Regions from separate parts of the Homo sapiens genome. Here region 1 is linked to region 2. A link is an interaction called in ENCODE POLR2A ChIA-PET data of the cell type or tissue named here. Cell type or tissue: Panc1. All regions are shown on one strand. Links, peaks and the distances in the headings refer to the core of each region. The heading gives the core; the rest is flanking DNA.

Region 1 (4,334 bases), core at 335-4,334, 52 kb before region 2:
AATCATGGCTCACTGCAGCCTGGACCTCCCTGGCTCAAGCGATCCACCTACCTCAGCTTCCTGAGTTGCTGGGACCACAGGCATGTGCCACTACTCACGGCTAATTTTTAAACTTTTTGTAGAGACAAGTCTCAGAGTCTCCTTTGTTGGCCAGGCTGTTCTTGAACTCATGGGCTTAAGTGATCCTTTTACCTCAGCCTCCCAAAGTGTTGGGATTATAGATATGAGCTATCATGCCTGACCATGTGGCATTTTTCAGTACCTACATTGTCTCTTTCTTATTTTAAATAATGTAATATTTTCAGATTTTTAGAAACTACCTTTTAGAAATTTTTATGTGGAAGAAAATGCATTTTAAATTATTATAGACTTTTTTAATCTTTCTGTATCTCCTAAACTAACAGGTCGCTTCTATGTATTTTTTTCTCTTTCTGTATTCTTTCATGATGATTGCTTAGAAATACTAAACTAGTAAGCCCTTGTTCTTGGAATATTTGAGAAAAATTTAGAACATTTTATATGCTTGCCATTTCAGGACTTTGTAGAATAGTGTTGGCCCTAAATAAATAAATAGCAGTGCAGAGTTTTGTTTTTTGCAGTCATGGTAACCACTGCCTCTGTGCATTCCTTTTATAAATGAAAGAAAAAGAAATTGACTGCACTTCTAAGCTTTCTTGTGAAAACAGGAATACTTGTTAAAGAAAAAAAGTATACAAAAAGCCTGTCCTATAAGGAAATCGGAAGAGATTGATTTGTACCCATACATTTTCTGATCTAACTTGGGGGAAAATGTTCCTATTCTGTTTTTTCTTTGTCTCTTTGAGGTGTTTTCTCTCATCATTTACTTACTCTTTAAATAATTTGTTTTATTCTCTCTTACAGTTCCCTTTTTTCTATAAGAAGCCAGGTTGTCTTTTCTTAAAGAAAAAAAAAAAAAAAAAGGAAGGAAAATCCTTTCCTCCAAGTCTAAACTATTCTTTCTTTTTTAATTCTGACACTTTTGTAAGACTAGCTCTGTAGTCATCACCTGTACTTGCTCACCACTTGCTCCATTATTCACCTAGTGTTTTCCACCCCGCATTTCACAGACATTGCCCTGTCAGAAGTTACAATGATCTCTTACTTACAAATCCTCAGGTTTATCAGCTTTCTTCTGTTAAAGTCTTTTTGGAGCAGTTTAACTCCTCTTGTTTTAGTGAGAGACTATATTTGTCTCTGATTTTTATGACATCTCTTGTGCTTATCCCCATTAATTAGGCATTTTTTTAAGGTTTTGACTTCTGCCCTTCTGTTTTTATACTCTGTACGTTACCTATGATCATTTTCTTTTATGACCATGTTTCATATCTGTCTCTGCTCCTTAACTCACTTCAACTCAGAGGTGTGTTTCCCATAGCCTGATAGACCTCTCCTTAGATTTCTGGCTATAATTCCAAACTAACTTTCCAATTTTAATTCAGCATTATACTTCTCCCGTCATCACCTGTTCCCTGGCTCCCCACACCACCATCACCACTACCACCACCACCACCACCACCAACAACAACCGGCACTTTTTATACCTGCCCTTACTGTATTTATTTTGAATACAGCACTGATATCGCTAATCTAGTTATTTTGTTTTCTGGACTAAATTTCTTCTTTCTGATTTTCCCAATTCTAAATGAGGCCGTCATCAAGTTTTGATTTAATCTAGTGGTCTGCTAATTAACTTAGTTCCATGCATCTCTCATTTTTAAATGCTATACTTGGCTTCATTCTTTTTGTTTTTAGATTAAAATCCAGCTTTTAGATTTCTGACAAATTTAGATCTGGGCATGAAGCCTTCCTTGAAAACCAGAGCAGCATCTATTCATTTCTAGTTATTCTCAAGTTCTTTTGCCTCACTTTTTAAGATTTATGACAGAATAATAGTCACTATTTATGGTAGCTGATGAGTATGGTTTAAGGGACTGTAAAAGTCAAGGAGAGAATGGTTTTTACAAATTGAAAAAAGTTATCTATTCAAAGAGGTTAGAATTAAAAAAGTTGCTTAAGTGGGGATGACTATATCTTTTCATTATTTAATTTCTGTAGGATTTTACATTATTATTATTATACTTCTCTTGGAAGTTATCTCATCCTTGGATTGTGTTCTGGTATTTTATGTGCCCCATTATTAAGTTGTTAGAATACATATTCCCACTTCTATAGAAGACTTGAAAACAACATTTATTTATTTATTTATTTATTTATTTATTTTTGAGACACAGTCTTGCTCTGTTGCCCAGACTGGAGTGCAGTGACGTGATTATGGCTCACTGCAACCTCAACTGCTGGGGCTCAGGTGATTCTCCCACTTCAGCCTCCCAAGTAGCTGGGACTGCAGGCATGGACCAGCACACCTGGCTAATTTTTCTATATTTTTGTAGAGACACGGTCTTGCCATTTTGCCCAGGCTGGGCTCGAACTCCTGAGCTCAAACAATCTGCCCACCTCAACCTCTCAGTGTTGAGATTACAGGCATGAGCCACCATGCCCGGCCAAAAACATCCTTTAAAGTCTACATCAAATAGGTTATTTATTTATTTATTTATTTAAAGAGACAGGTCTTGCTGTGTTACTCAGACTGGTTTCAAACTCCTGGCCACAAGGATCCTACCGCCTGGGTCTCCCAAAATGTTGGGATTACAGGTGTGAGCCACTGTGCTTGGCCTCAAGTAGTTCTTATCCATCTTTTTTACCACTGCCTTCCACGTCTTATGTACATAGTAGGTCATCAGTAAATGTTAGTTAACTGAAATTATTTCCCTTATGCCTGAGGTACTTTTCCTACTCATGGATTATAATCACTGTGACACAGATTGCTAAATGGCTGTGGGTAGATTGCATAATCTTTTAAATATCTTTGTCATGAAACTGGTAACGCCTTCTCTCAAAGGGTTAGGTTATCATTAGCTAGTAAAATGCTTTGAGGGAAGATGAAAAAGTTAAGGTTGAGGGTTATGATCATCCTATTAAGGGTGAATTGTTAGCATCAGGTTTGTAGGTAGAAGCTTTCCCAAAGCTTGAAGTTAATTAAATGGTGCTGAAGTAATTATTTTGTACCTGTTTACATCGTGGTTGCTTACTTTACTTAAATCCCTAGATTTCTTTGGAGGGAAGGAGTCTTTGGTAATCCTCTTTATTCTGAGGTCTCTGTCATAGAGCCAAATCAAGATTGAAACCCTCCCGTGACAAAAAAAGTAAATATACCAGTACATTGTAGCAGTTAGGATGATGTGCTTTGTATTATACTTGAAGTATGTTATATGCCAGAGGTCCTCAGACTTTTGTGTACTAAGAATCATTTGGAAGCCCTTGTTAAAAACGTTTCACCTCCAGAGATTCCAGTCCAGCAGGTTGTAATTTTTAATGAGTAATGCAGGTGATTTTTGATTCAGGTAGTATGTAAACAACAGTTTGAGAAATACTTCTGAATGGAATTGAAAGCCAGTAGAATATGCAAATGGCCAATAAATAAATGTGCAAAACTCACTTAAATTGATATTCAAGTAACTATATACTTGGATTATTTTAAAAATTCAAATATTTTACTACTTTTTTTTTTGTCTTCAGTTCAATGGTACATAGTACTTATTTCCAGAGTATGTTTGGGAAACTAGTACCTGCAGATATTCCATGAAAAAAGAGAGCTTGATCAAATAAGTTTGTGAAATGTTACATACTTTATTTCATCCTTAGAGATTTATTTTGCATGTTATCATAATACTCTTAGAAGTTTTGCAGCAAAAAGCCTTGGACCTCATCGTTTCCCAAACTTAATTCACCATGAGCCCTCCTTTCTTGCCCCTAATAATTTATATTAATAATTTGTGAACAAATTTCCAGAAATTTTGTTTGTTGTTTTTCCTTGTTATCATGGAATTTTAAAAAATAGGGTACGTTTTTGTAATTCAGGAGCTTAAAATCTTGCTAGAATTTCAAGACTTGGACATGACACTTTAAAGATGATAAATATATAATGCTAAGTTGAAATAATCAAGTGCCCAAATGTATAGTAGGGCTGCAACTAGTAGCAGGGATAAGCTTAATTTAGGCTAGATTCTTCAGGGAGATTTCATGAAGAAAAAAAAAAAAAGGGTCCTGAGATAGGTCTTGAAGATGAATGATCAAATTTGATTGGAAGGAGTAATGCTGGCCTGGGCTATCTAAATTGGTACAGTAGTTTATAGGTACTAGTTTCTGTATCACAGATACACTCTAGCTTAAAATACATGATGTTGCTTCCTCAGTGACTCCTTTTTTTTCGATAAACAATCATTTTATTACTTGAGTACGTAGACAAACTTATG
Region 2 (4,399 bases), core at 101-4,100:
GCAATGGCGTGATCTCGGCTCACTGCAACCTCCACCTCCTGGGTTCAAGTGATTCTCTTGCCTCAGCCTCCCGAGTACCTGGCATTACAGGTGTCTGCCACCGTGCCTGGCTAATTTTTGTGTTTTTAGTAGAGACAGGGTTTCACCATGTTGGTCAGGCTTGTCTTGAACGCCTGACCTCAGGTGATCCACCTGCCTCGGCCTCCCGAAGTGCTGGGATTACAAGTGTGAGCCACTGCGCCTGGCCTGAATTTTAGATAGTAAACTAACTTTGCATTCTTAGAATAAACCTCACTTGCTCATAATATATTGTCTTTCTTAAAAAATTATTGGATTCCACTTGCTAATATAAAAAGTTTTATTATCTGTATTAATGAGATTTTGATCTGTAATTACTCTTAAAATATCTGCATCTGGTTTTGGAATCAGGTAATTTTGATGTGTATTAGATGAGATATACACTGGGTGTGATGGTGCATGCCTGTAATCTCAACACTTTGAGAGGCTGAGGCAGCAGGATCTCTTGAGTCTAGGAGTGCAAGAGCAGCCTGGGCAACATAGTGAGACCCTGTCTCTTAAAAAAAAAAAGATGAGATGGCATTCCCTCTTTCTCTATTTTCTGAAAGTGTTTGTGTAAGTTTGATGTTATTCATTTCTTAAGTGTTTGAGAGAATTCACCAGTGAAAATACCTGGGCCTGGAGTTTTGTTTATGGAAAGGTTTTTGATTACAAGTTAAATTTCTTCAGTTGATACAGGGCTGTTCAAGTTTTCTATTTATTCTTAGGTCAGTTTTGTTAGTTTGGTAGTTTATCTTTAAAGGAATTTGTTCATTTCACCTAAGTCAAGAAATTTACATACATTTTTTCCTACTATTCTGTTATCTCCTTAATGCCTAAATAGTCTGCGGTAGTATTCTTTTCATTTCCGATGGTGATAACCTGTGTTTTCTCTTTTTTTTTTTCTTGATTACTCCGGCTAGAGGATTATCAATTTTATTGGTCCTTTCTCCCCCAAAGAGGCAACTTCTGTTTTCATAGATTTTCTACTATTATTTTTGTTTCCAATTTTATACTACCTTTTTTCTTATATTTTTAAAAATTAGTAGACTGAGGGGGATTTGTAGGCAGAGTATAAAAGATTTTTTAGGGCAGTGAAAATAGTCTGTGTTATACTGTAAGAGTGGATCCACATCATGATATGTTTGTCCAAACCCATAGAATGTATATCATCAAGCGTGAACCTTAATGTAAACTGTGGACTTTGTAGATTGTGATGTGTCATTGTAGGTTCATCAGTTGAAATAAGTGCACCACTCTGTTGGGGCATGGGTATACATATGAAGGGGCAGGCGGGGGACGTATGAAAGTCTCTGTATTTCCTTCTCAATTTGGCTGTTAACCTAAAACTGCCCTAACAAATGGTCTTAAAAATAGACTATTCATGACTGGGCACAGTGGCTCACACTTGTAGTCCCAGCACTTTGGGAGGCCAAGGACAGTGGATCTCTTGAGCTCAGCAGTTTGAGACCAGCCTGGGCAATGTGGCAAAACCGTGTCTCTACTAAAAGTACAAAAATTAGTTGGGTGTGGTGTGCCTCTCGTCCTAGCTACTTGGGAGGCTGACGTGAGAGGATCACTTGAGCCTGGGGAGGTCAAGGCTGCAGTGAGCCACAATCGTGCCACCGAACTACAGCCTAGGTGAGAGAGTGAGGCCCTGTCTCAGAAAACAAAAAATCTCTATAAAACTGGGTAGCTTAGAAATAGCAGAACATTATTTGTCATATTTCTGGAGGCTGGGATGTCCAAGATCAGGGTGCCAGCAGATTTAGTGTCTGGTGAGGACCTGCTTTCTGGTTCTGATGACTTCTCTTGTGTCCTTAAATGGTAGAAAAGACCAGCTAGCTTTTTCAGGTCTCTTTTATGAAGGCAGGAATCCTCTTTATGAGGGTTTTGCCCTTGTGTCCTAATTACCTCCCAAAGGTTCCACCTCTTAACACTCTTAACACCTTAGCTCTTAACTCTTAATACCTCTTAACAACATTACATTGGTGATTAGGTTTCAATGTGTGAATTTTAGGGGAATAGAAACATTCCATTCATAGCAGGCAGTTTTAGGGTTTCAACAAATGTGTAATGACACGTATCTGCTCTTACAGTATCATACAGAATATTTTCACTTCCCCCAAATCGTCTATTCATTCATCCCCCCTTCTCTTCTGCCCTGCAGAGCCCTCCCTATCTCCCCAGCAACCACTGATCTTTTTACTATCTCCATAATTTTGCCTTTTCCAGAATGTCATATAGTTGGACTCAAACAGTATGTAGTTTTTTCAGATTGGCTTCTTTTATATAGCAGTATGTATTTCAGGTCTCCCAAGTCTTTTCTGTTTGTTTTTAATTTAACTCCCTTTTTCAGATTAAGATGGAAGCTTAGAAATTGATTGAAACTTTTCTTTTTTTCTAATATAGGCATTGACACCTGTAAATTTCCCTCTAAGCAATGCTTTAGCTACATCCCACAGTTTTTGACATGTATTCACTGTCATTCAGTTCAAAATAATTTCCAATTCCTCTTGTCATTTTTTCTTTGACACAGTCATTGTGTATTTAATTTAGATGTGTATTTAATTTACAAATAGCTGTGGTTATTTTTCCTGATTATTTTATTGTTATTTACTTCTAATTTAGTTTTATTGTGATCTAGAGATCATAACTCTTAAAGTCATTTTTTTTTTTTTTTTTTTTGAGACGGAGTCTTGCTCTGTTGCCCACTCCAGCAGTGGCGCGATCTCAGCTCACTGCAAGCTCCGCCTCTCGGGTTCAGGCCATTCTCCTGCCTCAGCCTCCTGAGTAGCTGGGACTACAGAGGCATGCCACCACACCCAGCTAATTTTTTTTGTATTAAAGTCATTTTTAAATTTATTGCATTCTCCTTTATGTCCCAGTGTATCCTGTGAATTTGCATTCTGCCATTTATGGTATAGTGTTCTATAAATATAAAATAAGACAAGGCATTAATAGTGTTAAGCAGACTCTTTTGTGGGGTTTTATTTTTTTGAGACGGAGTCTCACTCTGTCGCCCAGGCTGGAGTGCAGTGGCTCTGTCTGGCTTACTGCAACCTCCGCCTCCAAGGTTCAAGTGATTCTTCTGCCTCAGCCTCCTGAGTAGCTGGGATTACAGGCATGCACCACCATGCCCAGCTAATTTTTGTATTTTTGTAGAGATGGGGTTTCACCATGTTAGCTAGGCTGGTCTTGAACTCCTGACTTCAAGTGATCTGCCTGCCTCGACAGGCAGTGCTGGGATTACAGGCGTGAGCCACTGTGTCTGGCCTCTTTTGTTTTCTTACAGATGTTTAGGTCTAATTCTATTGATTGCAGAGACAAATATGTTAAAATGTCCAGCTATAATGAATTCTTTGTCCCTTTAATTCTGCTAGTTTTTGTCTCACATATTTTGAAATTTTATATTAGTTTCATACACATTTATTGCATCTTTATGTTGATGTTGCTTTCTTATATTATGAAATGTCCATGTTTATCTTGTAATACACTTAATTTTGAAATTTATTTTTATCAGATAATAATTCACCTATTCTAGACTTCATGCTGTTTGTGTGGTATATTTTTTGCCATTAACTTGCTTTCAACCTGTGTTGTTCATAGACTATATAAAGTTGGGTCTTATTTTCTTAATTGCATTGTCTCTTAATTTTAATTTGACTGTTTAGTCAATGTTTAATGTAATTATTGATATATTTGAATTGGGGATCATTTCATTTCCATTTTCTATTTGTGTCTGCTGTTTTCTTTTTCTGTTTCTTTTTTGCCTTTTTAAAAAACACTTTGAAACTTTGAAAGTTTTTTTTTAGAGTCTCAATTTTGCTATTGAGTTTTAAAAAGAGCTTTATTGAGGTATAATATATATACTATATGTATGTACACAATATTGACATTGATAAAGAGTAAAACTTGGAAGGTTTTAACATACATATATACTTGTGAAGCCATAACTACAGTCAAGACAATGAAAATACCATTTCCTTCAAAATGGACACTTATACATTTAGTGTGATTATTGATATGGTTAGGTTTAAATTTATCATCTAGATGATTTTCTCTTAGCCTGTTTCTTGTTTTCCCTTTTCCTATTGTTCCACCTTCATTTGGATTAGTTGAATATTTTTTATGATTCCAGTTTGTTTCCATTGCTGGCTTATTAGCCATTACTGTTTATTATTTTCATAGTAACTTTAGGGTTTATGGTATATGTCTTTAACTTGTAACCATCTACCTTCAATTGATGATAGGCCATTTCACATATAATATGGGAACCTTGAAATAGTATACTTGCATTTTTCTTCTCCTGAGGTTTGTGCTATTGTCATACATTTTTTAT

Evidence for each region. Peaks named below come from ENCODE experiments on the same cell type or tissue, not always from the same donor. Only the 100,000 strongest peaks of a DNase experiment are listed, where the experiment ranks them.
Region 1: POLR2A ChIA-PET joins it to region 2 with 9 read pairs; 8 of 35 experiments call an interaction of 5 or more read pairs at or near these places.

Annotation. Positions count from the first base shown.
Region 1 is chr2:23,901,145-23,905,478 of GRCh38, reverse strand. All of the region lies in intron 1 of ATAD2B (ATPase family AAA domain containing 2B), which reads left to right. It also overlaps the pseudogene RPS13P4. Among named protein-coding and RNA genes, the nearest start is that of ATAD2B, 24 kb to the left of the region's middle. In Panc1, for the core only: no CTCF peak of the experiment used is centred there; no DNase peak of the experiment used is centred there; H3K27ac peaks cover 341 bases.
Region 2 is chr2:23,848,485-23,852,883 of GRCh38, reverse strand. All of the region lies in intron 13 of ATAD2B (ATPase family AAA domain containing 2B), which reads left to right. Among named protein-coding and RNA genes, the nearest start is that of ATAD2B, 76 kb to the left of the region's middle. RefSeq lists an enhancer at 1,837-1,886. In Panc1, for the core only: no CTCF peak of the experiment used is centred there; no DNase peak of the experiment used is centred there.